2 separate regions of the Homo sapiens genome follow, and region 2 is linked to region 1. The links are chromatin loops, found by intact Hi-C in ENCODE. Cell type or tissue: endothelial cell of umbilical vein. All regions are shown on one strand. Each heading gives the region's core, and the rest is flanking DNA. Links, peaks and the distances in the headings are about the cores only. Region 1 has its middle 200 kb from the start of LINC03069. Region 2 has its middle 180 kb from the start of TXNL1.

Region 1 (16,263 bases), core at 4,299-12,298:
ATCTGGAAGCTAACATGTAGCTTTCAAAGGCTTGTCTAAAGACTCACAAATTTAGAAATCATGCCATCTCTGGATCTCATAACTAAAAACTGGAGGACTGAGACCTCCACAGAAAAGCAGCATGAGGCTATTGTTTAAAAACACTAACTTCGGTTTGCAAAAGACCCGGATTAAAGTCCCTGCATCCCCACCTTTTAGCCATATGACCCTAGATCAAGGGGAACAGCCTTTTTGGGTTCTTTCCTTATTGGTTAAACTTGGGTCACTGAACCTTCTTAGGATGTTAAGATACTCAAATGAGGTCATGTGAAGAAAGCATCTATCATAGAAATAGGCCCTTAACACAGCTATTCCCCTCCACTCAGGCCCCATGGTACCAGCCAAAGGAGAATATGTTCTATACGGGGGTCACAAGATCTGCCCTGACCATAGCCCTAACCCAAGAAAAAACAAAACTATGCTAAGTGAAATAAGCCAGGCACAGAAGAACAAACACTGCACGATTCCATTTTCCTCATTATCGAATGCAGTCGAACTCACTGAAGCAGGAAGTAGAATGGTGGTTGCCAGGGGTGAGGAGGGCGGAAATAGACAGTCGCTCTGCGCACAGGGCTTCAGCCGCACAAGATGAAAAAGTTCCAATGATCTGCTGTACAGCAATGTGCATATAATTAACAATACCATACCATACACTTAAAAATTTGTTAAGGGGATAGATTTCATGTTATGTGTTTTTTACAATAAAAAGAAAGTAATGCTCTCTAAACCCCCACCAGCTCCCCGCATGGTCCCAAACTTTGTTCGATATCATTCCTAGAAGGACTGCCCAGGGAAGCTCGCTAATAGTTATCCTGGTTACAAGCATAAAAAGATAACTAACAACGCAAGGGCAACATGATAAGTACCAGATTCTAAACAAATAGTAATGCAGAAGATACTTTGAGTTACAAGAGAGAGGAATCACTTGTGTCGATGTGATAGGAAGACAGAGCGGGCAGGAAGGAGCAGCCTGCTCTGGCTGAACGATCTGTGCCAGGCCCCATCCAAAGTGTTTCCAGAAGGCACTATTGCATGAGAAAGGAGAATCCAGAAATAGATCAACACATCCCAGCCCTTAGCATTTCCTGGCCCAAACTCAATGTTTCCTAAACATTTGGTGAATGAATGTAAAATCCAAATTTCACAGAACCACCTATTACAAATTTTATTTACTTAGCTGACAGCAAGTTAATGACATATTTACAAAGCTTATAACAAAGCCATTTGGTTTGGCAATGTCATTTGACACTAAAAATGAGCTTATGCTTTGACCCAGCAATTCCAATTTGCAATGTCTGCCTAAAAAATTCCTGTATAGAACACAAGGAGACACGTATGACGATGGTCATGACAACGTTGTTTGTCAAGGCAATGGCTGAATAAACTGTGGGTGACTTGTACAGTGGAATACTACACAACACTGAAAAGGAATGAGCTGGATCTATTATAAAAACATGAAATGAACCCAGAAATATAATATTGAGTAAAAATGATTATTGCAGAAGATTATGCCACTTATGTTCAAACACACATGCACACCCTCAATACTATGTTGCTTCTATACATATACATGTATGCATACAAAATATGGAAAAAGTCTAAAAGGACAAATATGTATCTGGCCCATATATATATATAAGAGTACAAGAGACAATGCCAACTTTCAGAGATTTAGGAAACTCAAAATCATTATGCTAAGTAAAAGAATCCAAACATAAAAAACTTTATAATATATTATTTTACTTATTTGAAAATTTAGAAAAGATAAGACTGTAGTAACAGAAAGTAGGACAGTGGTTTCCAGAGCTATAGCATGGATACAGGAATTGGATACAGAAGAGCCCAAGGAAGCTTTTTGGGGGGACGGAAATGTTCTATATTACGATCAAGATGGCAATTACACAGGTGTTTACATTTGTCAGGACTTACTGAATTGAACACTTAAAACTGGTGAATTTTATTGGATGCAAATTATATCTGAATAATATTAATGAAAGCCTACGATAAAGGCTACTATTAGGAGGATATGAGAGCTGATATTGGAGTTTAATTTTTAAAGAGAAAACACACATGTTAATCTTATTTACTGTGACATTATGTATATTGTCTTGAACTCTTTTGCCCTTTACATAGCAAATTACCACAAACTTATTTTTTATTCTTAGGGAAAAAAAATGTGCTGTATACATTTTTGTTGTTGTTGTTACCTGGACTGTTCTAAATAGAAACTGAAAATGTTTGAGGGGGAAATATGTGTCCCTCCCACATTTGGTATGAAAAGAAGAATGCTGATGAGAGCGGCCAAGAGCTGGGTTCTAAGAGGTCTTTTGTCTGTTCACCCTCCCCTCTGGAGGCTCTGTTGTATCATCTGAGTACTAGAAGGCTGGGTGCCAGCTAACCTCTTAGACTACTTCCAGCCGCAGCCGAGTGCTTGGTTCTTTTGAAACCCAATGCACCAGGGAAAAAGATTGACATGGGCCTCAAAAGAAAAATAAAGATAGTTAGAAATGACTGTATCCACTTATATCCAAAGATAAGATTGGGAGCCTTCAAATTCCACATGCACCGTTCCTTCAGTCAGTTTTTCCCATTGCCTGTAGCAACTGAGTTACTTTACTCCTGAGAAAGCTGTTGTAGTGCTGAAGAAAGCACAACAGACCCAAGACCGTAGTGAATGACCTTAACTTTGACTGAAGCAAATTCCTACAGCTCTTTTTTTTTCAATTTGTTGTGGAAATGCAAATTAAAAGAGTATAGATTTAGTCCTTTCCCATCTGTCTTTTTTCTAATGACCTATTAAAATATTTAATTATATATTATATTTATTATATACCATATATATATATAAAAAGAAATAAAAATTGGAGTGTTTTTTTAACTACAGGTGTATGAGACAGGCTTCTTCAGAGAAACAGAATCAATAGGATCTCTATATAGATTCATAAAAAGACCTTTATTTTAAGGGATGAGCGCTTGCAATGATGGAGGCTGTTCAGTCCCAAAATCTGCAGTTGGCAAGCCAGAGACCCAGGAGAGCCAAGGGTGCATTTCCATTCTAAAGGAAGTCAGGCTTGAGACCCAAGAAGAACAGATGTTTCGATCTGAGTCTGAAAGCTAAGGAACAGAAAATAGTGTCTCAGCTCAAAAGCATCAGACAGGAGATCCCTCTCACTCATGGATGGTTCAGCCTTTTTGTTTTATTCAGGCCTTCAACTGATTGGACAAGGCCCACCCATATTAGAGAAGGCCATCTGCTTGACTCAGTCTACCAATTAAAGGCTAATCTCATCCAGAAACACTTCCACTGACACATCCAGAATAATGTTAGATCAAATATCTGGGCACCCCATGGCCCAGTCAAATTGACCCAAAAAATTAACCATCACAATAGAGAAGTCTTAAATTCCGTCATTGAAAGAGTACAAGGAACTCTAGGACACCAATACCTTCCCAAACAATAAAGAGTCTCAATAGTAATTAACTGAGGTCTTAAAGGAATTAGAACCAAATGTAAGCATCATTTAGCTAGAAATTTCTTCTCTTGAAACCCACCTTTTTAAGAATACAAGAAACACATTTAAAGGGAAGCTGGGGCAAACCCATTGAAGTTGGCATCTTCTACATAGTTAATCCCAAATCTGGAAGGGGGCAAGGCAGATTTATTTGGACTGAATGAGTTGATAAATAGTTTTTAATTTGCAAATTAATTGTGAGGGCTTTCAGTACATTTGTTCTGTCTCTCAAAGTCCATGTTAACAACCATTTTCAGTAGCTCTTGGCCTTTGAGTTGTCTTTCCCTGAGAGAAGAGATCATTTGGCTCTCTCACTTTGAACCCTAGGACTTCCATCTTGATGATGGTTGGCCAAGGTTTGGGCACAGTCTGGGCTAAAGTGACCAACTATGCTAGTTTGCCCAGGGCTGTCCAGGTTTTAGCGTCACAAGTCCCACATCCCAGGAAATTCCTCAGTGTAGGCAAACCACGAGGGTTGCCTACCCTAGTCTGTGGCCCTGGCTCTGTCCCCTGTCAATCTCTCCCTCCTTCCTTGTTGGTCTTCTTTCAAGTGATCAATTCATTGTGAATAGCCAGCACCCAGCACAGAGCCTGGTTCATAGGAAGTACTAAGTAATTTGTTGAAATACTGAATGAATAACAATAATAATGATATAACAATAGCTACCATATATTGATAATTTTCTTCATGCCTGTTTCAAGAATTAAAGTATTAATTCATTTACTATCTCAACAGCCTCATGAGACATAAAACACTATTTTCATATACTATAACTGAGAAGGCAGAGGCAAAGAGAATGCTTGGGAAAAAAATAGAAATAGAGCAAAGCCTACTGATCAGTCCATCTGGGATGAGACCCTGTAAAGTTGGCCTTTCTAACACTGGAATTTAGCCAACTGAGATAAGACCTCTATCTTCCTAGAATACATCACCTTCTTTAGCAAACTGAAACAGAAGAAAATTATTCATTCTTTCTGAGCAAGCTGTCACCCACCATAATTGTGAACTGGAATTTTCTGGTGAAAATAATAATGACACTGATCCAGAAAGTCAGCTGAAAAGCAGGATACAGGCTGGTAATATTGCAAAATTGCACATGGGAGGACCTGAGCTCTGGGCCCCAGAGAGTGCTGTGGCTCAGGAGGTAGGACCACATGGGAGACCACACCCTAGAGGAAGATGGGATCTGGACATGGGACTGGCTGTGACCGTAGGGTACATTCTGGTTCTGGGGAAAGACCCAGTCCCTAAAAGATGCATCTTCCCTCTACCACTGGACTAATAAGGATCATTCTCCAGCTAAGAGAAAACAATCTGATCGGTTCAGCTAACCTGATTTAGACAAGGATTATTCTCAGAGAAGCACATGATGTTAAGGGAAGTGCAAGAAATAAGAGAAAGAGAAGCCAAGTTGGAGAGCTCCTCAGAGGACATGGCAGAGGCAAACAAGATACAGAGAACAGATAGATTGGGAGAATCACCAAGGAAATCTGATGCTTATTTCAAGACTGAGGTTAAATGTAAAATATGGCCAGAAGGACCTTGTCATAGCAAGATGATGCCTCTCTTCTACCATAATAGTTTCCAAGCTTTGTAACCTGGGCTAGGAGCCACATATTCTTAAAACCATGGTATGTGCTACATCCTTCCACCAGAAATTGATGTGCCAAACAATTTCTCCTTGAGGAGCGATGAGGTCATTAGGTTTCTCATTATAGTAATTAGCATAAAACTGAGAAAATCATCAAGATAATTCAGGGTTTTCTTTAAGCACTTTTGGCTACTAGCTAGATACAACAAACAAAAATAATTTTAGGTAGAAATTTCTGAGTATTTGTCTTATGTCTTCATTGTTACTTGACATAACATATACACACAAAATAAAGGTAACTGGAAAGTAAGATTCAGATTATAAAATCTTGACCAGGCACAGTGGCTCATGCCTGTAATCCCAGCACTTTGGGAGGCCAAAACAGGAGAATCACTTGAGCCTATGAGTTCAAGACCAGCCTGGGCAATATAGTGAGATCTCATCTCTACAAAAAAAAATTTTTTTTAATTAGCCAGGCGTGATGGTGTGTGCCTATAGTTCCAGCTACTCAAGAGGCTGAGGTGGGAGGATCGCTTGAGCCAGGAGGCAGAGGTTGCAGCAAGCCAGGATCACACCACAGCACTCCAGCCTGGGCAAGAGAGAGAAAGATTCTGTCTCAAATAAAGAAAGGAAAGAAAAGAAAATCTAGGGTTTTTCTCTCTCTTCCTCCCATAAACCATGTTCATTAAAATAGCATTTTCTTATTAATGATTTTTAAATTTTGTTTGGCTGTAAAGTATTCTCCATTTTTGTGTGTGCCACCCTGAGAGAATGACACAATGACCTCAAGAACTATCTCAACTTCCTCAAAACTATGTTAATTTTTCTGCATTTCAGGTATTTTTCTTCCATCTATTTAGCACTTTAGTAGAGGGAGTTCATGGTTTCAGCAGGGAAGGTCGGAGAATCAAATGGATGGCTTCGGAGTGTGATCACACAAGATCATCAGTCATAATATCAAGGACCTATTATAGCTGACTCACAGAATTAAATTATTAGGAAGCCAGATCTTTGATACGTTATCCTTTCCACAGCAAGCTTAGCACTCCTTTTATTGATTCTTTCAACAAATAGTTATTGAGCATCTTCCATGTGTAAAACCTCTGCTTGGCACTTTGGGATGGGGAGTGAGCGAGGGGGGCGCAGAAGATCAAAACAAATAAGACACAGAGCCTGACACTTAAACGTTTACAATCTAGTAAGGGAAATAAGTCCAGCACATAAATATAATGAATAAAAAATGAGAGAGAGAGATAGATAGATAGAGAGAGAGATAGAGAGAGAGAGAGAGAGAGAGAGAGAATGGCTGTGGCATTTATGGAAAGGAAAGATGGCCTTCTGTAAAGCTGGGGTTGAGAATCAAATCTGTATTCTCTTCAAATATATAGATTTGAGCTCAACCTTAATATGTGGTTGCAACTTTGGTAAGCAGAGTTAGGAAGAGAAGAGAATTAATTTTATAAAGAAAATCCAACATTTTAAAAATAGCCTTATATGAGGAAAGGCAGGATCATGTCCAGCATTACAGAAAGTTTAAACTCAGAAGTCTCTTATTAACTCTCCACCACTTTGAAAACCACAGCTCTCTTAACACACCCAAAACTGTTATCTTGTGCATTAGTTGTGAGACTATCCACTTATTGGTTCCATCTGGGTATCTAAAATGAAATCAGAAGGCTCTAGACAGACTCTCTTCAGTTCTCTTCTGATTAGTGTTCCCCTGGGCTTTTCTTCCCAAAATAAAGTTAAGTGCATTTAAGTTTCTAGGATCTTCTTTACATCCTTTTGAAAATGCAGAGTAAATATTATGTTGGCTTCTTTCTGCAGTCAATTAATGTATCTTTCTTGCCAATGTCATAAATATAACTTTTTTCAGTTGATGCTTTTCTTATTGCATACATATGCTATTGATAATTACTTGTTTTTGAGTTCTTAACCATTTGTGCATGGAAATACATCTGAGGTTTAAATGTTAAGACTATTACATTACTAAATGCCTTATTTTATAAGTGAATAGGCCATCACAAGCCCTATTCCATGCATTAAAATTGTACTCACCAAAGGAATCCATCTACCATACTGAAATCCTAAAACAATCAGGCATTCTTGTAGGAAAGTTAATACAACAGCCTCTGTGCCTTCTCTGTAATCAATTTCCTACAGCTTCTGTATGATGGCAGCTTAGGAAATTTTCTGGTTTTACTTTCTATGTTTAGATAAAATAATGATGACTCAATTAAAGATGCCCAATCTTAAAAATGAATTGGAAGGAGGTCCTGTTTGGGCCTAGAATAAATGACTATGGCAGTCTTCTATGGAACTATGAGGGGCAAAGAGAGTAGGGAGGGGCAGAACAGGCAATGGGATGAATCACTGCACAGACATAAGGTTCCCCATATTAAAACACGCATGCTTGTCTCTGTCTCTTGTTATTGCAATGAAAGGCGGACTGTTTGTCTTGGTATATAGGTCAATCATGCATTCTCTACTAGATTCCCCTCCATGGAAAGTGGAGAATACAGTTGGTTTAAGTGTGAACATTGCTTTTTTAAAAAGGGCACTTGAGATTTCGAGCTTAATGAGCTGTTTCCTATAAATCTGGGGTTATGTTTGCAAGCATCTCCTCAGCTTCTTCTGTTGAGGTCCGTCAGCCCACAGAGCACTTGACTGGACAGCGGGATGGACAGTTTTCATCTGCCATCACCCCGGAATGAGTGGTCCAGTTGCCATGCACACCTGCTTGCCTTATAAAATGTGCTACAGTTACAGCTAAAACAAATTGCCCATAATAAAAATAACAATAATGATAATAGTAATAATAATTAACTTCTGCTCCATTCCAGGATCCCAACCTCTCACACCTTTAATGAGCCAATGTGCTCATTTCTTAAACCTAAATTGTATCAGGATATTTTTAGAAGTATGTTGCCTAACAGGTTTTAGTTGGGAGGCATTTTGCCTGTTTATTTGGCCTCATCTTTGTAACATTAGTACTCAGCTTAATGAATTAAGAGAAGCCAATGGATGAAGCCACAGGAAATAAACTCAAACCTCTTTAATTTAGATTTATTAGGAGATCTGAATGACCTTTCTTGAAATCTTAATTATAAAATACTAACTATATTATTTTTAGCTGTAATAAATTATTGCCAAATAAAGATCTTCTGACAATAAATACATATTTGTATTACACATAATTTTCCCATTAAGTTATTCAAATATAAGAATGATCCTAGAAGATTGTTACGTTATTATTCTTAAATAGGCTCAAGCCTGTGGTCAAACTAGTTGCCAGTGTTCATTTCCTTAGTGAACACTCAGGAAGGCATTTCCGTGAAGTACTTAATTACACGTGCTTGCTTGCCTTACTCTTAAAAAGAACGTCAGAATTATTTTGACCCAGCACCGTCCAACAGAAGTAGCCATATATGTCATTTTAAATTTTCCAATATCCACAATGGAAAATAAAAGAAACCAGTAAAATGGATTTTAATGATATGTTTTATCTAACCAACATTTTCAAAATATTGTTATTTCAATATATAATCTGTGTGAAAATTATTGAGATAGTTATGACTTTTTTGCTGTACTATGGCTTCAAAATGCAGTTTGCATTTGTCACTTACAGCACCTCTTAGTTTGGACCAGGCTCACATCAAGTGCTCAGGAGTCACTTGTAGCTAGCAGCTACTGAATGGGACAACACAGTTCAAAATAATTACAGTACTTATCATAGCTTTTCCTTCCAACTACTTATATATGTATTCCTAGCTTTGAACTTAAACTTCCGGAATTACTGTCCAACGAAACAAAACAGAGCCAAACTAAAAAAAAGGAAAACAAGGGAAGAAAGAAGATGTCTCTGGTCCAAATTTCTTAACGTGGCTTACAAAGAGTTTCAAGGCCTGGCCTCTGCCACCCTCTACAGCCTCATCGACACTCCTGCCAAACAGAAATTCTTCTCCTTCTCCAAATGCCCTGTGCTCCTGCCTCAGTCTTCGCTGTGTGAAAGACTATTTCCACTTCTGCCTTCCTGCTGGCTCCTCATTCTTCCAGTCTCAGCCTAGACACTCTTTCAGAACTGCCTGGACTCTGTATGTCGCTGAACCCGCCAATGGCCGCAGCATTTATACATTTTAGGGCTGCATGATTTTGGCTTTTTAAACCTTTCAAGTCTTCCTTTCTAGACTTCAAACTGCACAATGTCAAGAACCACATCATTTTTTAAAATTATTGCTTTCCAGTCCTTAGCACATTGCTTGACTCATTAAGAGTGCTTGCTAAATTTTGTTCAATGAATAATGAATGAACTGACAGGAGAGAAAAAATATGAACACTGAAACTCAAGACAATCGTCTCCTCTCCTATCCCCAGCCTCTCATTAGGTGATTGAGAAGTTGATTCCTGTGTCATGTGAGACACGATCTGGGGGTCCCAGCATCTCCTGATATATACCAGTTACCTGAACTGCTTGATGTAAACTGTATTCTGCTGATGGATAACCCTGCTTGATTCTGCAGCCTCCTAGTCATACACTGGTTAAGTGATTAATTCATTCTAGAGATAGACAAAAGGACATCTAAATTCAATGGATTATTAAACTCCTTGGGATTCTTTAGAAGGAAAGGGTTTATATCTATTCAACCCACTTTGCTTCCCGGAGATTTTTAAAATGTAATGCAATAAAAAGCAACACATCAAATTTGGGTTTTAGTTTTTTGTGGTTGAAGGCCCCCACTTTCTAGTCCCATGCCTATCTCATATCCACCAAAATTCTTCCCATTCTCCACTGCGTTAATCAAATCACTAAGTTTGCGATTTCCCCAAAGCATCCTATGCTTTTTATGTCTTTGCTCCTTGATTTTCCTCCTCCTAGAAGGATTTTCCTCAATACCATCTGTCAAATCCTTCATCCTCATTCAGTGCCAGCCAAAGACCACATCTGCTAAGAAATGTTTCTCTCATTTCCCAATTAAAGCTACTTTTTCCTCTTCCAAACTTCCCATTGTGCTTTATGCCACTAAGAGGCCAAAATCCCATTCTGATTTGTGTTATGTACTTGTCTCACTTTGTTATTTCCCTTGCCAGACTTTAAGTCCCTGGCAATGGCCATGATGTTTGCATTGTTGCATATCCTCATCCCACCTAGCATGATGTCTTACCCAGAATAGTTGCTCAACAAATATTTGCGGAAGAAAAAGATGCATCAAATTTCTCTTAAATCCAGAAAATAGAACTACATATTATTATAAAAGTCTTTGACAAGATTTTTCCAGCAGTCACCAGTGGCTAATCCTAAACCTAAACCTTAGGTCGAAAACAGCTTACAAAGTATCTGGCCATAATCCCAGTATACACAGACAGTTGTGTTTTCCAAAAGATGGATCTTTTCTTTTCATTCTTAACTGCTTTAATGTGCTCCGTAATAAAGATGTGGTTGTTTAAGCTCTGCATCTCAGTACTGCATGCTCTTGGATCAGATACAAAGCCCCTTTAGAACTCAGTTTTCTCATTTGTCAAATTAAAGGGTTGAACTAACTGATTTCTACTGTCCCTTTCAGATTATAAAAACCAATAATTTTTTTTGAGCACTCCTTTTTGGCCTAGGTTAAAATAGGATGGGTGGAGATAACTCAGTATTTCAGTAAAAATGCAATAACCAGAGAGGATAAAAAATAATGAGCATCCATATTCGCCATCAGTTTCAGGCATTCACAGACGCAAGCAGCAATCTCACTCATGAAATGTAGGCGTAAACGGTGTTCCTCTTTGGTATATATAGGCAAAGTTTTTACTTTAAACTATATGAGTACAATGCCAAGAATTTGAAGGTGGAAGAGATTCTGGGTTGGTTATCTTACACTATTCCTCTCAAGAGATGGTTTCCCAATGCATTAGGAGAATTCTTCCTTAATGCATCTCTCCATCATGGTATCTTCGTGAAAAGTCAGAGAGTAGAAAGAATGATAATGTACACAATAGGGCATTGCCAAAAGTTTAGAACCAAAATTTAAGTTTTGATTTATTTTCACAGTTATTTGGAGGGTGGGGGTAGAGGAGAAGTGCTGTACGGTCGCTGTTGGTTTTTTTAAACAAACCTAATCTGAATGCCCCTTGTTTGTGGCTGCATATTGTTTAATATTCACTATACACCTTCTGCAAACAATATGCAAGACAGGGCCCTTGCTCTTTTGGAACTCAGAGAGAATTCAGGGAGGAAAGGAGGAGATAGAATCTACATTATGTAAATAAAATAATCTCTAATGAAAACATTTTCCTTGAGGTGTGAACAAATGTATTAACTCCCAATTTTGTGATACAGCAATCAATTGCTTTCCAGCCCTAAAACCTACTGTTATAACAGCCTTAGAAAGACTTCTGGATTTGGGATTTAAGAATTTCTCTGCCCTTTCCTATACTTCACAGGACGGATTGCAAGCTCTTTCCCTAAGCCCCCTTCACAAGCAGCCCTGAATCAACAGTATGGGAGTCCAGGCATAAGACAGGCCCTTATTCTGCCCACTGAATTCACTTTTTTTTTTTTTTTTTTATCAGCAGGGATAACAAGAGTCTTTTTTCCTTCTTTCTCAACTCAGTCCCTGCTGGTCAAATATTGCTGATGTGTGGACCTTGTCAAAGCCTTTGGGAATTATCATTATTATCAGTCATGATGTTAATGGGCTGTCATCATTGGCTGAAGTTCTTATTCTAGATGCTTTGTTTACTCAGCTAACAAAAAGGCAGCTTGGAATTAAAAAAGGAAACGTGCCAAGCAATTAATCCATAACTTGGTTGGAATGCTTTGGGGACTTTCTAACATTTCTTTTATTGAATTTTTGTTTAAGTGCAGTATCCTTTTTTCCTCTGAAATTTCATTCTGGAGTTTTTTATTACATGCCATTTCTGCAGGAGGCACATTGAGCCATTGGGACCTTCTGGGTAAATATCACGTGTTTTAAAATATTTATCAATAATGAGGCTGCTTGCTCACACATTCCCTGAAAATGCCAGGCTATGAAGCCAATTCATTGCACAGGTTTTAAAAAGATATCAAAATGCTCATGCCATAAATATTTTTGTTACACGACACTTTTCAACTGCATACCAAGACAACAACCACAAAAATAATAATAATAATCCTTCAGTTAGAAGGATGAAAAAACAGCTAAACCTATAGACTATAAATACAGAAATTTTTTAAATGTTAGCAGTATAATAGACAGTGTGGAAATCTCTCTATGGAGAGATAGTTGAAGTCATTTATTAAGCATATATCCTAGTTACACTTCATAATTTTCTTAAGAGAGTACCAGTTCTATCCTTTGGTTGATTGATTGCCAAAACATATGAATCTGTCCTTAACTGATTGCACAAAAAAAAACTCACTGTATAATTTTTCCAGAGAACATTACCTTGGACTCGATGCTCTCTAAAGATTTATATCAAAAGCTTAATTGTAAAAAACAATATGCATAGATTTCCTGAAGAGTCTATATTCTATCCATTTCTCTGGATAGTCTAAATCTGTCCTTCATTCAAACTAAACAATTAGAAAACTGTATGCTTGAGTTGCGTTGATTTGCATCCTAAAATGCTTTTATTAAATTTTGCTTTGGCATTACGCCAAAGTTTGCTTTGAGGGGACAGACAGAACCGTTGAAGAAACAATGGAACAGTGGGACAATAGAACAATAATCACCCCTGTATTAAGCATATGTTTTGATGTTGAAGCTTGGTGTTGAAGATGTTATCTTCCCAGAACACTCGGTGTCCTCTTTTAGGTCTCAGAAAACTGTACTTCTCATCAACTGCTTTTTGTTGATGTTTTCTATCTTTGAGGGTTTTATTTTGTTTTAATCTTAGGAATACTCTGTCACTTTAAAGCGATCATCTTCCTTCTCTTAGATAATTTTTTTCTTTGCTTTGAATGTCAGAATGTTCAGAGCCCCAAAAATGTGGCTCGGTTCTCACAAGTATGCAAAGTGCACAACAAACGTGGATGTTGTACTAACTCTTACTTGATTTTATTTTTGTTTTCAGATGTTTCCTTTCCCCTGATATTCCTATTTATTTATATTGATATTTTTATAAGTCATCTTACTTGTGTTTTTCTTAGCCATCTCAAATCAGTTTTAGGAGCAAGATGGACTATAAACCAATCTATGACATTGATCTTATAGTAGAACCAGACATGCTATAGACCCAGTGATTTAGTAAAAATTGGAACAAAGAAGATAATTAACATCCAAACATTAGAATATAAGGTAATAAGATGGGCCCTGGGGCCTACCATCACCCATCCCTCAGTCTAAAGGCTTAAAAGGCATAAGCCTGAAGCTCTAGGCTTATCCCACATGGTCGGAGTCTCAGAGACCACAGACTTCAAGTGCATGTCCATGACAAACCAGGAAGGCAGAGCATGGCAGGGAGGGAAGAAAGCATCCTGAATACCTGCATTTACTTTTGTGACTCCTAATCTCACATATGTCCTTTGTACTGCTTCTTTGCTGGTTCAGAGGTAAATCAAGCTGAAAGCAAACTGCAATCTGAGTCCTTTCTCTCTGCTCTCACTCAGCCCCTACAGCAGATGTTATCAGTGCCACACTCAGGTCCCTTAGCCACCCACTGTTCTCATACATGCCATGCCATCCTACTGAGGCACCTGCACCTCTGCCAGAGAGCTTCCTCTCAAACTACACTCGAAGCTGCCTAGAAGTGTTGGGTTCTGGGAACAGCTCTCAGCCAAAGACGAATGGAGATATGGAGGACAAATACCCCGGCTCCTTCAGCCCTTGGATGTAGTAACATCCCTGATGCATGCTCAATACTGTCTCCCAGAGTCCCAGTTGCTCAGATCTTAACCTACTCGTTAACTCACATTGACTTCTTTCCATGCCCTATCTCAGTTCTTTATTCTCCTAGAGATGTTCCTGGCATCGCCCCCTAAGTAAACTACTTGCACAATAATTATGATCTCAGAGTCTGCTTCAGGGAACCCTAACTAAGATTGAATCCCCCTAATGTAAGAGGGAAATGGCATCAGTCAGCCACTTATTATGTTTTTTTGAGTACCTACTTCCTCTCGTTCATTTAACAAATTTTTTTAATACCTACTAAATGCCACGCATTGTATGAAGAATTGAACCTAAGCTATAAACAAGAAAAAATTGGTCCCTAGCCTCATGGAACCTAATTCAAGGATTGTCATCTAATCTTAGCACATTCCTATTTCAGAAAAGGCAAAGTTCCTGAACTCTAGCATTTTTAGTCTCTCGCTCACTGTCTAGACTTGCTTGAGAAGTTGCCATAAGGGGTGTTGGCCCAACAAATGTCTTATTTGTTTATGGTACAACCCATTTCTAATTGCTCCTAAATCTACAGAAAACAGGACTTAAAAGGTGTTGCACTTTATCACTGCCCTTTACTTCCTTCTCGAGCATCTCTTTACCTATCTTCTTCTGCCTCCCCATATCTTCATTCCCCTAAAGAACTTCCATTCATTCCCTTGATTTTTCCCTGACCTCCCTTATCAAGTTCAGACTTATCAGGCCAATATTCAAAGCCTTCCACATAGTGAATCCCCTCTGCTTTGCCAGTCTCTTCTCTTACTATTTTCGTATATAAATTCTTTGTTTCAGCTGTGCTCATTCATTTGCCAAGCCTTATACATGACTTGCTAAATAACATTTCTAAATCTTCTATTTCTTTTTTTTTTCCTTTTGAGATGGAGTCTCGCTCTGTTGCCCAGGCTGGAGTGCAGTGGCACGATCTCGGCTCACTGCAACCTCTGCCTCTCGGGTTCATGCCATTCTCCTGTCTCAGCCTCCCGAGTAGCTGGGACTACAGGCGCCTGCCACTATGCCCGGTTAATTTTTTGTATTTTTAGTAGAGACAGGGTTTCACCGTGTTAGCCAGGATGGTCTCGATCTCCTGACCTCGTGATCTGCCTGCCTCGGCCTCCCAAAGTGCTGGGATTACAGGTGTGAGCCACTGCACCTGGCCTTCTATGTCATTTTTTAAGACCTAGTTCAAAATTACCATCTTAAAGAGCTTAGTCTGAGTTACCCCATCCTCACTGTATTAGTCTGTTTGTTCTGCTATAATCAAATACCACAGACCGGGTAATTTACAAACAATAGAAACTTATTTCTGGTGGTTCTGGAGACCGGAAAGTCCAAGATAAGGCTCTGGCAGGACTGGTATCTGGAGAGGGCTGCTTTCCGCTTCCAAGATGGCACCTTGTTGCTGCACCCTCCTGAGGAAAGGAATGCTGTATCCTCACATGGCAGAAGATGGAAGGGCAAAAGAGATAGAGCTCCCTTCAATCTTGAGCCCTTCTGTAAGAGTGTTAATCCCATGCACGAGAGCAAAGCACTGGGTATTCAAACCGTAGCTCTCACCATGATTGAAGACTTGGTTTGCTATTACTTCCTTCTGATTGAAATGAACTACAGTCACTTCCTAACCCTCTCACATATTTATGTTTTTAAATTTCCAACTAATTTGTAATTTCTCTAATAATTGGAACAATGCTTTCTTAACTTTTATTCTGTAAGGGAGGATAATGAGGATAATATAGTGCAAATAACAATATACCTGCATGTCCAGTATCACAGCCATGAGCCTCAGTTGGCTGTTGAGCACTAGAAATGTGGCCAGTCCGGATTAAGACGTGCTATTAGTGTAAATTGCATACCAGATTTTAGAGACTTAGTACATACAAAAGAATGTAAAATATCTTATTAATAACTTGTTATCAATTAAATGTATAAGTGATAATACTTTGGATATATTGGGTTAAATCAAATACATTGTTAATATTAATTATACCTGTATCTTTTCACCTTCTTTTAATGTACCTACTTGAAAAGTTTTAAATTGCATACTATTTCTATTGGACAGTGCTGATATAAACTTTTTACAAGGATATATCTGGGTTTAAATCCTAGCTCTCTAAATAGGAATAAGAAGCCACAGAGCCTGTCTTATAGTTCATGCTTAGGAGATACTTTTTGAATTGTGTATGAATGAATGAATTAATGAGTTAATTAATAAAGAATGTTAGTGTAAGGATCAAATGGTATGTATTTAAAAACCATCAGAATAATACCTAGCACATA
Region 2 (16,263 bases), core at 3,042-11,041, 70 kb after region 1:
AAATAAATCCCGATTCGTTGAAGATAAAATTTAGATACAGGGACACATATCTCACCGGTGTGGCCATATATTAGAAGTAATTTTTTTGTATCCACTATGAGTTGGTACATCACAAGATTATTCAGTACTCAACAGCAATTTGATAGTTATTCAAACAGAACCCAAATGTTGGCCCTTCGAGTTCAGCCTGAGCCATATAAACCATATACACCTCAGTCTGCAAGATCCCCTACGGAAAAATAAAAAGAAAAGGCAATGACTCAGAATCTACACAGAGGGCCCATTTCTGCAGTGTTTCCCCAAATATACAATCTTTTTCTTCCATCTTCCTACATGCATATTCTAGGATTTACTAGTTTTGAACACATACATTATGGGCATATGTTTATATTTGTTGTTTGATTCTGTCTTATTTTGAAACTATACTAGAGTACTCTGACACATAGAACTGTTTTCTAAGACGCTCTAGCTCCATGTCTGTCATCCCTGAATTGTCAGTTGTTCCATCAACAAACATTGGTGTGTGACGAGCATTGTGTTGAGAATTTAGGACTCGTATCTGAAAGGGTTGGGCTGTGTGGGTTGTTTTTTCCCAGTGACAACACTAATAGAATTGATCCCAGCAATAAGAAGTTATGGTATCCTCTCATTCTTATCCAAGAATCCCATCCCCAGCCTTGGGAAAGGAAGAGAGAACTGTCAATGTTCTCCTCTCCTCTGGGGAGAAAGACCGGTGTGAGCAAAGCATCTAGCTCAAATATGGTAAGACAATAGTATCATATTCTTTGAGCGGGTTCCATAGGCTTGGACTCAAGAAAAAACAACAAAGGATATAATCAACTTCCTTGTTTTCTAAGTCTTTTGTATTCAGCTGGTCCTTTGGGAGAAAACTAGAAAACTAGATGAGGAAACTTGTACAATTCACTAGAAAGAAGCTTATTTCAGAAACTATGAGATTTTTGAGAATATAGGTTTGCTTCTAAATCATTTTTACATTCTTAGAACCTGGAATAATATCCCACACAAAGTAGGTACCCAATAAATGTGTGTGTGATAAATGAATACACAGGGTTTATTATTATTATTATTATGGTCTTTTTATTATTACCATTATTTTTCATCATCATGATTATTATTAGGTACAGGTAGTCTAACTTGGTACTTTCATTTGAGATATGGTGGATAAAGAAAACTGGTCTCTAATAAAATATGGTATTCTGGTCTATTTTTCAAGGTCTGAGCTACAAAAGTGCCACAAAATGTAGTTCTGTGTCTAGATGAAATCTTATTTTAAACTTGCATTTTAAAAACTCTGGAATGAAAATCTAAGTTGGGGATCTCAAGTTGGTTAGAAAGGAAGTTATTAAGGACCCTTTATTACACTCTAAAGTGAGAAACATCACATTGAAAATGCACCCACAGTGTTGCGACCTCGTAAAATATCCATGAAGAAAACGCTCTTAGACAAAATACCTGATTTTTTCGATCAAGCATTGTATTTGTCAGAGTACATGATTGGGGTAGCACTGACAGAAATTTTATCACATTTAACATTTGTTCATTTCACACTTCAGGCTCTCTCTCGATCGCAGAATTTATTTCATTGGCATTTGTCATATCTCGGCTATCTTCTTTCACCACTTTGTAGATGGTGGCTTTTTTAGGCGACTTTTTCTGAGCTGAGGATTTTTTTTCTAGGATGCCAATCCAATCTGGTATTTCAAAATGCCAACACCATTGGCCCTGCTGGAAACCGATTAAACAATTTCTATGCCTAACAGCTCTTTTCAAGTTGCTGAGTTTTTGATTTTCATTTCTTAAGGCTAAATTTTCACACACACAAAAATTGCCCACTCTTTGCATGCAAATGAAGCAGTTTAGAAATGGAAATTCAAGCACAGTGAGCCCTGCATTAATTTACAAATCCATGGCATATTTAAAATATTTTTTCAAATTGCTTCACACGTTTTGGGTGTGTGACACATCGCCATTTAACTTAGTCAAAGTTATTTTGCTGATAAACTTTAGATAACTCTAAAGAAGGCATCTTTGGGAGAACCAAGGAAGAACTGTTTTCTGTTCCATTACATATATTTTTTTCATTAAAATAAAACGGGATCAACTTGGGTGAGCTAGAGCTCCCTTATAAAGACAGGAATTTCTCACCCAGATGAGAAATTTGAGTGAATGGAAGAGGAAAGGGAAATCAATGTCCTTGTGAGTAAAAGTCTATGAAAGTACAGTGTGTATGTCATCAACACTTTACATTTCAATCGCTTCATTTCTGGTTCCTATAAGAAGAGAACCCAAACGTATCTTCACGCCTCTGCAGAGATAAAAATAGGTAATCATCACTAGTCTTCAGAAAAGTATATCCTAGCTTTCTGTTTTATATTTGCAAAGCAAGAATGTACATTTGCCTCAAATAGGGCTATTGAAGGGAAAGACTTTTTATCCTTTCATTTTCTTATACTGCATCAAAGCTAGCACATTTTAGAACTGATATTCCTCAGGTTTTTTTTTTAATTTAAAGGAAACCATCCATTTATCAATATCAATCAGCCTGTTCCTGACCAATTCAGATTTCAATCAGACTTATAAACTATAACGTGCCCTAATTATGAAGTCATAATAAGTAACACAGTGGTATTGGTGCAGGGACAAATTGTCCATGGAAAAGATTAGAGAGACCTGAGAAGACTCACACATATACAGAAAATCTGACATTGCAAATAAGTGGGAAAGGAAAGACCTCAGTAAGGGTGCTAGGACAATGGGAAAGAAAGAAAGAAAAAGAAGGGAAGGAAGGAAGAATGGAAGGAGGGAGGGAAGGAAGGAAGGAAGGAAGGAAGGAGAAAAAAGGGAGGGAGGGGAAAAAAGGGAGGGAGAGAGGGAAAGGAAGGAAGAAGGGAAGGAGGGAGGGAGGGGAGAAAGCAGAGAAAGAAAGGAAGGAGGGGGAGGAAGGATAGAAAGAAAAGAAAAGAAAATGGGTTCCCCTCACACACACTGTTCACTAAAATCAGTTCCAGATAGATGAATAACATATGGAAAAGAAAACTTCACAATTTTTAGGTAAAAAATAGGAAAACATTTCTGTGACATTAGGATGAAGGAGGAGAGAAAACAAGTCACAAAAAGAACTATAAAGAAAAAAATATAGATTCAACCACATTAACTTCCACTCATCAGAAGACAACAAAAGAGAGTAAAGAAGCAAGACCCCAAAACTGGGAGAAGATGTCTATAATAACTATAATTAACAAAAGAAGAATATCCATAAAATAAAGAACTTCAATGATTCAAGAAAAAAACAACCCAAGAGGGGACACACAGCCTATGGGCAAAAGAGATGAAGGGGCATTTCAAAGAAGACGCAAGATGAATGCCCATTACACAAATGGGGAAATGTTCATGAATCATCAGGAAAATGCATAATGAAATCACTAGGAGATACCATTCACCCCCATGAGGTGGCAAAACATTTTAAAGTATGACATATCAAGTATTAAAATGGTGTCCAGTAAGGATATGGAATAACAGGCACTCCTGTACACTGGCGGTGGGAGCAAAGTTGTTACTCTCAATTTGGAATACTATTTAGCATCACCTAGTAAAATTAAACTTAGGCCAGATGCAGTGGCTCACATCTGTAATCCCAGCACTTTGGGAGGCCGAGGCAGGCAGACCACCTGAGGTCAGGAGTTTGAGACCAGCCTGGCAAACATGGTGAAACCCCGTCTTTACTAAAAATACAAAATATTAGCTGGGCATGGTGGCACGAGCCTGTAATCTCAGCTACTCAGGAGGCTGAGACAGGAGCATTGCTTGAACCTGGAGGCGGAGATTGCAGTGAGCCAAGATCATGCCACTGCACTTCAGCCTGGGCAACAAGATCAAAACTCCGTCTCAAAAATAAATAAATAAATAAACTTGTGCACACTCCACAGCCACTCCCAGATGTATTCACTCCCAGATAATACAGCCAATCCCAGATGTAGATATAGATGATATAGATATAGATACAGACATCGAGCCAAGAGAAGCTTGTGCACATGTTTACCGGTCCATATACATAAGAATATTCACAGTATCATTGTTCTTTGGAGCAAAACAAGCCAAACATCTGTAAACAGAAGAATATATGAATGAATGATGACACAGTCATATGCTGGAATGTAATACAGCCACACATTAACATAGTTAAATCTGAAATATATAACATTGAGCAATCAAAAAGCAAGTTTCAGGAAAAATGCATACATAAACCTTTATTTACCTGAAGTTCTAAAACAAGCAAAATTAAGTAATAGCTTATTTAGGAATATCTATACATAAAGAAAACCAAAGGTGCTATTAACACAAAATTCAGGATAGTGACTATCTCTGGAGAGTAGAAGAGGGGATTACAATCTGGGGAGGTCCTGCCTAAGGCTCCACAAATATCAATACTATTTCTCCTCTTAGTGGGTTCATTTTATCATTAGTCTTGAAATTGTATATAGATATTAGACATATTTCTTTGGAATTATTATATGTTTATTTTTTAAGTTTTAAAACAAACTTTGATGCATGAGAGCCAAATCAAGGCTACAAATATGCACCATCCTCCCGACCACAACCTACTCCAATTTGTCTTAAATAGTGAGTTATTTCCAAAACTTTTCTCCAGAAGGCATGTGAGCTTCTTTCTCACAACACTGTGGGAGAAGAATACAAGCTGATACAATAGCATTGATTCTGAAAGCCCTTTGCACACCCGTGCTTATCACTGCTGTTACGGTTGTGTTGTCGTTCGTGCTGCTGTTATCTATCATGCTTGTCTTTCTGCCATGTCATAGACTGAAAAAACACTTGAAAGTTTGTTGACTTGATGCATCCATTCCATTTTAATAGCTCCTATGGTGGGTGACATTTGAAAAAAAGTCTCCAGCAAAGAATCTTATCCTGAAGTCCCACTGGAGCAAACTTTGTACAGGTAGACATTAGACAGAGGTTTTCCGGGGAAGCATCTTTATCTTGTATAGATGTGTTTAGTCCATGCTTGTTAGACCCCAAATTTCTATATGCAGACCCAAAAAAATGATGGAAGTGTATTTCTTCAAATCTTAAATGCACTTTCTTTAGCTACTTTATCATCTCTCAAATCAGGATGCATTTGCAATCTATGGCATAACATGGTTTGACAGCATTTTTTTTCTTTCTTAGTAAAACACAAAATAATGGTTTTCTTAAAGTTGATGGTTTTTTACTTTCTCTAGCATATAACATCAAGTTTCCACAGGAATTCCCATATTCCCATCAATTGGAGAGAAAAAAAAGCAGATGCCAGAACATAGAGATCAGATGCTGCCACACTGCCTAGAGACTGGAAATGACAGCCTGCAACAAGCCACACCTGAAGGCTGCTCTTGAGGGCAGGAAAACAGAAGGTCCAAGGAGAAGGAAAACGCTGTTTTGGTTCCATTTGAACCAAAATGCTGGTAAATGTTCACTTCAACTTTTTGTGGTTTTGTGTTCATTTCAAAACACTCACAGACAAAAATGCCTTAAAGCTGTATTATTATGGACCCTCTGCTAAACTCTGACCTCAGGAAGCTCTAAGCACAGCTCAAAATGTTGAGCCAAGAGAGATATACAGGTAGTGACAGCCACAACATGTGCAGTGAAGCTCAGCAGTGCTGCCGAGGACATCTGCCCCAGCAATGAGAATGAGAACAGAGTTCACGACAGCCACTCCCGAGCTCTGAGAAGCAGTTCCACAGTGTGCAAAGGGTAGAAGAAGCTCTTCACCAAAATCTCTGGTTAATAAAGAATATATCATGTTGCCCAGGTGGTCTTGCACAAGTGGTGTGATGCATATGAAGCAATCCAGTTGAATGAATAAGCAGTAATTCATAAATCTCCAGGACTTACAAAAATCCCTATAGAGCAAAAAATAAATAAATAGATCCGTGGGGTTCCCTGAACCCCTTTCATTAGTTAACCCTGCCCTGACTTAACTTTTATTTCAGTAATGGTCACTGATATATATGGAACCAGACTGAGGATTTACCAAATGATATGAGGATGTATTTTTTATATGAGGTTTCTAACAGAGTTATTTGTTTCTATAGATCCTTTGAGCATTTAAGAACTATTTGATAGGTTGCAATTTAGGTATTATAAGCTATATTTGCAGTGTTGGGCACCAAGTTTTCTTCAGGATACTAAGATGAGATTATTTCTGTGTTTAGCAGGAACTATCTATATTTCTGGGAGTAGCATCTACAGTTTTCCATCTGTTCATGTCAAAACCTCCTTTGACTAAGCCTTTCTAGAAGGAGGGTCTTGCTTATTTGGTTTGATGTGTTATTGGTGGGGCCAAGTCCAATATCATGTACCCATGGTGCTTAACAAGTAAGAACTGTTTAGAGCTTTAGTGAGTTTAATTTGGACACAGTTGGGCACCATGGCTCACGCCTGTAATCTCAGTACTTTGGGAGGCCAAGGCAGGAGGATCACTTGAGGCCAGGAGTTTGAGGTCAACCTGGCCAACACAGCAAAAAAAAATTTCTTGTAATTTTTACAAAAATTGTTTTAAAAAACAGCTGAACATAGTGCTGCATGCCTGTAGTCCTAGCTACCCGGGAGACTGAGGCAGGAGGATTGCTTGAGCCCAGGAGTTCAAGGTTACAGTGCACTATGCGGCACCACTGCACTCCAACCTGGGCAACAGAGCAAGACCCTGTCTCAAAAAAAAAAAACACCAAGCAGGAGGGAAGAGCAGAACTTGACATGTTTGGCTTTGTTTTGAGAAAACAATATTTACCTGATGCCTGATGTAGCCTGGTCCTGAGTGATGTCGTCTAACATGCTCCCACTCAAGGTGCAGCCTCCTTGAGTATCCCACATACTTGGGGGAAATCAAGATAAAAATTCTTACCACCTCCCATACAGTAAAGGAAATTTCAACAGAGAAGGAAAGAATGTAGGTAAAACTCCAGACCAGCAGCCTGAGCCGCTCTCTGCCACCTGGCCATTATAACACTCTCAAGGGCCTCTCCAATGCCGTGCCTTCTTTCCACTCCATGAAATACAGCACTGGAAAAGACACTGGGAAGTAGTTTGCTTCCATTGCCCTGACATGTGACAGTTTCCTGCATGAGACTTTTATTCTTATTTGGCTTTTGGACTTTTAAATGATTCTGTGATTAATGCTTCGATGCTGCACGTGATAATTGTCTTGGCAGAAAGATGTCTTTGTTCTTGCCCACTCACCTTTTGTATGGTGTTTCCCACTCCTGTTCCCTTTTTATGAGTTGTTGATGTTCATCTATATTTAGCGAGTGTTTTGCTAATATCCAAGGAGTCATCAAAGGTGCAGCTGCTTCGTCGCTACAGGAAACCCCCGCTTCAGGGGGCTAGCTCTGCTCTAGGAGGATCTGCTTTGGAACTGTCCTCTGCATAACGATGAGAAATGCTCTTCTTAATTTTTAAATTAGCTGGCTGAGGCATCCGTCTTTTCCCCCATTTGGGGCTTGATGAACTCATATGTTATTCTTGGTTGATTGTCAGACTAACGAGGATGTTTTCCTGAAGGTCTTTATTTGGAGTTATATTCACTTGTTTTTTCCTCCCTTTCCAGGGGTTCCTTTCTTCATTGTGTGGACATGTGACCTTGTTTTTATGTTTTCAGTGTCCCAAGCTAGGAAACTTGCGATAGTCCTTTCCTGTTCCTTCCTGAGTTACTGGTTTATGTCACAAATGCTTGGCTCACTTCCTTCATGTCCTTAGAAAAGGAGGTCCGCTAAAATGGCTCCCCCCACCCCACTGCCTTTTTACCACGTGTGAACACTGCAGCAGAAATCACTACAAGGCCCACCCTTCTTGAATGTCATCTAAATCTGGTTAATTGACAATATACTCAAAATATTCTATTTTAAAGCAATCTCACTATAAGACAATGTCATCATAGAGTTCTCACTACACTCTAAGCTGCCTCTGTCCACAAAAAGAGAATGCTCAAAGACAATTCCCCATAAGGCCTTATTAGTCTCTCCAGCAACTTATTTTCAGTCTTCCTTAGAAAGAGAAAATATTTATTCTCCATTGATTTGGGCTACCAAAAATCAGGAGTGCCAGCCTCGGCAACATAGCAAGAACCTGCCATTACAAAAAAAAAAAAAAACATAAATTAGTCGGGCATGGTGGTGCATGTGCCTGTAGTCCCAGCTACTCAGGAGGCTGAGCGGGGAGAATCACTTGAGCCCAGGAGTTCAAGACTGCAGTGAGCTACAGTCGCATCACTGCACTCCAGCCTGGGTGACCTAGTGATCTGGTCACTTTAAAATAAAAAATTAACAATCAGGAGTGAAAAAGAAATCACCCTTTGCATACACATCTTCAAACAAAATAAGTAGGGAAGCGAATTTTGGAATGGATTTCACAAGTTCTTTTGAAACTGATAGGAATCCACCAGAGAAGGAAAACTAAACACAGAAACTAGAATGGGTAGGAGGAGGGCATTTGAAGTAGTTGCTTCTACTTTTATTATTGCCCCTCCATCCAGTATGCATATGTGCTCTTGTGGCAGAATTAGAGGAGAGATGGAAAAATCAGCATTCCCAGGCAGCCCACTTTGTGCGAAGCTTTAACACACCTTTTGGAGAGACACTGTTGTGCGGGTACCTCCCTCATGATGTTATGAGGAGGAAATGAGTTGATGTTAAACAGTGCCTGGCATATAATAACTGCTATAAATTAACTTCAGCCAAATAAATAAATATATATTCATTTGACTTTCATCATCCTCTGAGCTAGATTTTTTTGGCAGAGACACCGTTGATTGCCTGCTCAAAATCTACTTCCTTCCCCTTTCCTTGTGGGCAGGGTTGACCTCCACTTGACAAAGGCTGCAAATGACATATTCTACATTTCCCAGCATTCTTTGTAACTGAAGCATAAACGTGGAACCCAGGCCTGGCCCATGGAATCAGAGGACATTTTTGCTGGGGGATCTTTTAGAAAGGTTTTCCTGCCTTACAAAAAAAAAAACAGATGGAAAAGGAAAAGTCCCCCTCTATGCTTCCTGTCTTTTTACATCTTTCTCTGACAGTCATCTCTGAGGAAAACAAGAACCTAGTTTTGCTAAACCAACTCTGGAACCACCTCCACCCAGGCTTGTTGTCAAGCCTTGTGTTGAGATAATGCACTTATGTCCTTACTCTTTAAGCCACTTCCAATCAGGTGCTCAGTTACTTGTAGCCAGATACATTCCAAAGAATGCAAGATTATTTTATATGAGGAAATGGGTGATTACAAAGGTTCAATAAGTTTGCCAGCCAGACAAGTGGTACAGCTAGATTTTGAACCTGATTTAACTCTAGAGCTTGAGCTCTTAGTGCTGTACCAGGAAGCCACCACCACAGTGCTCACCAACTGGACAAACTAGTTTAGGTCTTGGAACACCAAGGAACCACTGTGTGCAGGGTTGACTGGAAAGAGTATAATATTAAAAATGGCTTATGTATGTATCATGACTCGTTATTTGCAAATCACTTTTGCCTCTAGAAATGCAGAGTTGGAAGGCAGCTTATAGGCCATCCAGTCCAGGTGACAGAACTGAGATGTCCCAAGTCACATACCTGGTTAAGTGGCAAAGTCGTATGAGAACTGATGTCATGACCCATCATTCTTTCTCTACACCATTATCCCATTCTATCAAACTCCCAAGGTCATCCTGAGAGGTAGAATAAACAATTGGACATTCAACCCTAAAACTCAGAGAAGAGTCAGGGCTGGAGATAAATACTTAGGAGTCATCAACATGCCAAGGGTACTTTAGATCCCTAGGGCTGTTGAATTCTAGGATGCAAAAGAGAGAGTATGCAGAACTGAGCCTGGAGCTCAGTGCTTACTTTATTGAGTGCTTACTATATGCCAGGCACTGTGCTACCTTAAAGATATTAGTCCTTATAACAAATCATAAGGCAGATACTGTTATTGATCCCACTTTACATATGGAGAAACTGAGGCACAGAGTGGTTTGTTTGTTTGTATCTTGTCCAAGGTAGTAAATAGTGAAGCATAATATAGATTCAGGCAGTCTGGCTCTAAAATCCCGACCACTATAATATTTACTCTCAAGAGCTCTGCTTCTGTATCTTAGGCCTAGCTTATAGAGATGTGCTTTTATAATTTGGAGAATGAGTATATTAATACTCTCATTAATATCATAGATGTCAACAAGGTCAACCCTAAGATTATGACCCTCCAGCCTGGCCAGCTGGCACTGTAACCAGCAGATCGCTGCTGATATTCACTGCTGGATTACCCCAAGGACGTTCTAATGCATGCAAAAAACACCAGTGAATTACAACCAATAAAAGAGAAAAGTTCAACTTCAAAGAACTTACCCAGAATTTTCCAATACAAAATCTGAAAAGACACATTTTTAATTTTAGCATGCATGCAAGCTTTGGGCTTTATGATTTTGTATTGTCCTTATTTTTAGTTTCTAGGTCTGAATCCAGCCTTGTAATTAGGAAGTCTTGAGGGAAGACACCACCACATGGCCCTGTTTCAGGATTTCGTCATCTCTGTACACATTGTTACAGGAGTTCTTGACCATCTGCCTCTCTCACATCTTATCCTCCCTGATTTCATCCTTCATAGTGCCATATGAAAAGCTATCAAATATAAATCTAAGCTTGTCTTTCCTACTTAAAGTATTCCCAATCATCTATAGGATAAAAATCTAAGCACCTTGGCATAGTATTCAAAGCCCTTGGTGATATGGGTTGTGTTCATCCCTCTGGCTTCATGTCCTGACCATTCACACATCAAACTACCAACATACCATTTGGTATAGTACACAGACATACACAGACACACAGACATAGACACACAGAGACACAGACACACACAGACACACCATATTTCTCATGCCTCTGGGGCTCTGCTCATGGTGTTCTCTCTTCTTAGAATGCCCTTCCTACTATTTCCCTTCACCTATACTTTAAAATCCATAAAGACTCTTCAATAAACCTCACTGCACCACTTATTGCTATCTTGACAAATTACCTAAATTCTCTGGGTCTCCTTCCTCACGTTTAAAAATGGGATTAAATGGGATACTATTTAGCCACAAAAAAAGAACAAAATCATGTCCTTTGCAGCAACATGGATACAGCTGGAAGTCATTGTCCCAAAAAATTAATGCAGCAACAGAAAATCAAATATCGTATGTTGTAACTTATAGATGGGAGCTAAACACTGGGTATTTGAGGACATGAAGATGGCAACAGTAGACACTGGGGACTACTAGAGGGAAGTGAGTAGGAGAGATGAGGACAAGGGTTGAGAAACTAACTATTGGATACTATGCTCAGTACCTGGGTGGCAGGATCAATCACATCTCAAACCTCAGCCTCATGTAATATACCCAGGTAACAAACCCACACATGTACCCCCTGAATCTAAAATAAAAGTTGAAATTATTAAAAATAAAACAAAAATGTAGTAAATAAAAATTCCTGAGATAATCCAATTATACATTTTCTAAACCCATTTTAGATCTAAGAATGCACATAGGTTGAAAGTGAAAGGATGTAAAAGGATATTTCATGCAAATAGTAAACAAAAGAGAGCAGAGGTGGCTATACTAATATCAGACAAATAGAGTTTAAGTCCAAATCATTTAAGACAAAAAAAGACATTATCTAATGATAAAAAGGTCAATTCATCAAGAAGATAAAACAATTATAAACATATATGCACCAAACATCAGAGTTCATAAATATATGAAACAAATATTGACAGATTTGAAGGCAGAAATAGACAGTGTGACAATAATAGTAGAAGACTTCAAAACCTTACTTTCAATAATGGATAGAACAAAGAGACAGAAGATCAATAAAAAAAAAACACTGGAACATACTACAGGCCAACTGGACTGAACAGACATATAGAGAACATTCCTCCCAACAATAGCAGAATACACATTTTTCTCAAGTGCACATGGAACATTCTCCAGGATAGATCATATGTTAGTTCACAAAACAAGTTTTAATAAATTTTAAGATATTGAAAAAAAGTCTGAAATATCTACTCTGCCCACTATGTCTCAAATACTGTACCAGGCACTAGGAATACCATGGTGGATAACACAGATGTAAGTCCTGCTCTCACAAAGATTGTAGTTTAAGTGGAGTTACAGAAAATCAATTGCAATGCAATATGGTAACTGGTTGCATTTCAAAGCGTATTTATTGAGTTATTTTCAGATACAACACCTTTGCATTAGTTGTGTAGTCACCCACCATAGGGCCTGGGCTGTACATAGCTGTGATTCTCCCTCAGAGGCTGTAATTGAGCTTCTCTGCATCAAATTTTGTCACATCAATAACCTTTTGGATGCTACCTAAGGCAGATTTAAAATGTGACTGCCAATTATTTGGTGCTCCTGTGATCAGGGAGTGAGGTCTCTATCTCTTCCCATTGAATCAGGTGGGCTGGCAGTTTTGGCCAATAGAGTATGATGGAAGTGATGCTATGTGACCTCAAAGTCAGCTTTCACTTTGCTCACTGGAACCTGCACACTTGGAGCCCTAAAGCTAGCATGTAAGAAGGTCAACTTTTCTGAGACTTCTAAGCTAACAGGGTCACATGTAGATGTACTGGTCAACAGTCCCAGCTGGGCCCACCTTTCAGTACTTCAGCCCAAACACCAGACATGTGAATGAAGAAGCCTCCTCGAAACGGGTCCTCCAGACCAGCCCTCATAATCCAAGTTAACTGTACCATTCAAATTACCCCAACTGAGACTCCAGATATTATAAGGCTAGGAAGAGCTTTCTCTGAATTCCTGATTCACAAAATTCTGTGAGCAGAAATTTGGGAGTAGTTTGTTACACAGCAATAAACAATCAGAATATTACCACTTCATAATAATTTGCAGTTTTACCACACTGGACCAATTTATCAAACTATTGATTCAGAGCTTCAAATCTGTCTCTCACTTATCCCCATGCAATACTGCAACATAATTTAATTCGGATGCCAACTACCCAGAGTTAGCATCAGCCTCCACAGGTTTAAGGGCATGGTCCCCAACAAGACTACCTGCACTTCATATACCAGCTGCAAGTTCAGGGGTTCCCAGGATACCTGCACTTCTGACCAACTGGGTATATATCCTGAGAGTTTCCATGGCCTCACTCATGTTGAATAATTTGCTAGAATGACTCACAGAACTCAGGAAATTGCTATACTTACAACTACAGTTTTGTTATTAAAGGATACAACTTAAGACCAACCAAACGAAGTGAGATATAGCAAGGTCTAGGAGTGTCCCAAACACAGGGCTTTTGTGCCTTTACCTCATTAAATCAGAGCACATCACTATCCAGGCATATTGATATGTTCACCAAGCAGAAAGCTCTGGGCTTTGGTGTCCAGAGTTTTTATTGGAGTTTCATTACATAGACATGATTGATTAAATAATTTCCAACTCCCCTCTCTTCCCCAGACGTCAGATTGGCTCAAAGTCCCTCTTTAATCACTTGGTTGATCTTTCTGGTGATGAGCCCCACCTGAGTCATCTCATTAGCCTAAGCTCAGGTGTGATCCAAGGGGTCATGAATAAAACGGCACTCTTATTACTCAAGAAATTCCAAGTATTTAGAGTACCCCTCCTAAGAATTAGGGATAAAGGCCAGTCAAATTATTTATTATAAAAACCCTCCTTCCTCCCCATAGACTACTTCATTATATTGGCAGACTCAGCAAACTACATTTCTCATTTGATGCTGGCTTCTTGTTAGGCTTAACCAAAGGGGTGTGAGAAGAAGACTGGAAGGAGGAAGAAGAGATTTACTGCTTTGTGTTTGCCTCCTGTTTTCTTCCCGTTCCTGTGGGCATCACCCTAGCCACACTTTCCACCCTGTAGTGGCAGTTCATTTCAATACCTACTATCCATTACAATTTGTGGTTTTCCTAACACTCCCAGAACCAGATTCATTATGCTCCCTCAAAAACATGAGAACAAGCCAGCAATCAACAGTTACCACTCCCACTTAGACATCTGGGTCTCAGTCCATGAAGCCCCTTCTCCCAGCTCAGAGACACCAGCACCAGTCGAGCAGAATCTCTTCCTCAAAAGTCTGTTTCCCAGCCCCACAGGGTCCCCCAAAGACACTAGAACCAGCCAGCTAGTAGCCTCTCCTCAAAAGTCTTAATTTCAGCTCTACACATCCCATCTCCAAGTTTCTAAATTTTAATAATTCTAACCACTGCACTTTGTTTCCTAGACTCTGGGGATGATACTTTAGTTCATTTTTCCTTTTCTCCAATATCTAGTTATAAATTTTTTACATTTAATTCCTTCTGTTAAAAAATACTGGTGTCATTTTAATCTATTGACTGATACACAGACTGTCAAAGATGACTCCTCTCCAGAATTGGTAATAGTTCCATCATCACAAGAGTTCACCCTTGGCTTCCTTGGACTTGCCACATCATCATAACAGGAGCTTTAGACCTGCACTATACAGTAGAACCTACTATGATAATGAAAATGTTGCCATTGGCACTGCCCAACATGATGACCTATAGCCTCCTGTGGCTGTTAAGAACAAAAGTGTGACTGGTGTAAGTGAGAAACTAAATTTCCAGTTTTATTTATTAATTTTAATTTTATATAATTAATCTTACTTTAAATAACTACATTTCACTAGTGGCTATGGTATTGAACAGTACAGCTATATAAGCCTATTCTTATCTCTCTCATTTACTAGAATTTGTTCTATTTTTCTATTAATTATGTTGTGGTCTGTCTTACCAACTGTGAACTCTTTGAGGCATCACTGATTGTCTTGGTACCTGGATACATGGCATAAGGAGACATTCAAAAATGATTAACAAATTGAGTATAGTGTGTAACCAGGGTAGTGCAGTGGGCAAAGACTGAGGCCCTGTGTCAATGAAGAAAGTGATAGCCTTGGATTGTAGAATACAACTACTAGGATAGGGCACCTAACCTGTTTGTGCCTCACTTTCCTCATCTATAAGACCATTTATATCCCACAAGATGCACTTATTAGGAATCATGGTACTACTTACAAAATTGGTCTAGAAGCTAAAGTTTCACCTTGGTATTAATTTTGACATTCTATCTTTCAAAACTAAGTTTAATGCCTTATCTTCCTACCCATGTCCCATATCAACTAGATCTTTAAGAAACAGAAATATACGTCTTTTAAGCAGAAAATACACAGAAAAAGTTCTAGAAAGTTTGTCTCTGCTCCTTGGCATGAAGGAAAGAAGGAAGAACTCCACTTCCTTCTATTATTCATTCATTCAGTTGGTCATTCAATAAATAATTATTGCACAAATTCCAAGTATCAGGCATTGTAATGCCTAAACTACTTTTTTTTAAGATTATGTGAATTAAATCTTTCTACCATTCTCTCTCATGGCAACTTGTACTTCCATTAGTAGTGTATAATATAGTTAAATATTCTACAAATTATATAATTGTATCTGTTGTACATTCTCTCAATTAAATGGTAAGCTAAATGAGGGTGGAAACCATGCCTGTCTTTTCAACTTGTATCTCCAACAAAACTGTAACATCTATGGTAGCATCAATGTAGTATGTGATCACTAAATTGTTTTTTAATAAATGAATAAACAGTAAAAGAATGCCATAGATACCATTTTGAAAATTAGTCACTAATGCCATACCTCACAAGAATTTAATAATCCCATATGACAAGTTTTCTCAAGAAAATTGTCAACCAAGAACTGGAATTCCAAAGCCCGAAAGGGAATGTGGCTAGATAAAACATAAAGACCATAACTGCGTCCACAGTCCTCCACTCATTAAATCAATGGTATTCAATGAATTAGCCCAAAACAAAGAACTTGATAGGGGACATAAACAGATATTTTAAATTTGCAAAAGATACAAAGTTCTTGAAAATTGAATCTTTCCATTGCAAGAGCAGAGCTTTTTGAAGAAGAAAAAGAGTTCTGACCTTCAAAAAGCTAATAGTCTGAAATGTTAAGCCAGAAAGGAAGAGAGAATGCCTGATGATGTGACTATAGTTTTCTGGCCCAAAAAGACACTCATGTTGAACAGCATGTGGAAGGAAGAAGGGAGGAAGAAGAAAAGGGGAGTCAGAGAATAGTTTAGATGTTGGTGGATTTAAATGGTTTGCCCCTTCCCTCCAAGCCAAGCCCTAAACTAGGGAAGAAATTCTAGAAACTCTAAATTCAAGAATC

The links. Hi-C counts contacts between places; a loop is a spot of excess contacts. Peaks named below come from ENCODE experiments on the same cell type or tissue, not always from the same donor. Only the 100,000 strongest peaks of a DNase experiment are listed, where the experiment ranks them.
Region 2: a loop joins it to region 1, with 7 times the contacts of the local background. A loop is called at or near these places in 2 of 110 quality-filtered maps.

The regions. Positions count from the first base shown.
Region 1 is chr18:56,380,307-56,396,569 of GRCh38, forward strand. No RefSeq gene overlaps it. Among named protein-coding and RNA genes, the nearest start is that of LINC03069, 200 kb to the left of the region's middle. In endothelial cell of umbilical vein, for the core only: no CTCF peak of the experiment used is centred there; a DNase peak (open chromatin) is centred at 8,465.
Region 2 is chr18:56,451,921-56,468,183 of GRCh38, forward strand. No RefSeq gene overlaps it. Among named protein-coding and RNA genes, the nearest start is that of TXNL1, 180 kb to the right of the region's middle. In endothelial cell of umbilical vein, for the core only: no CTCF peak of the experiment used is centred there; a DNase peak (open chromatin) is centred at 7,631; H3K27ac peaks cover 2,197 bases.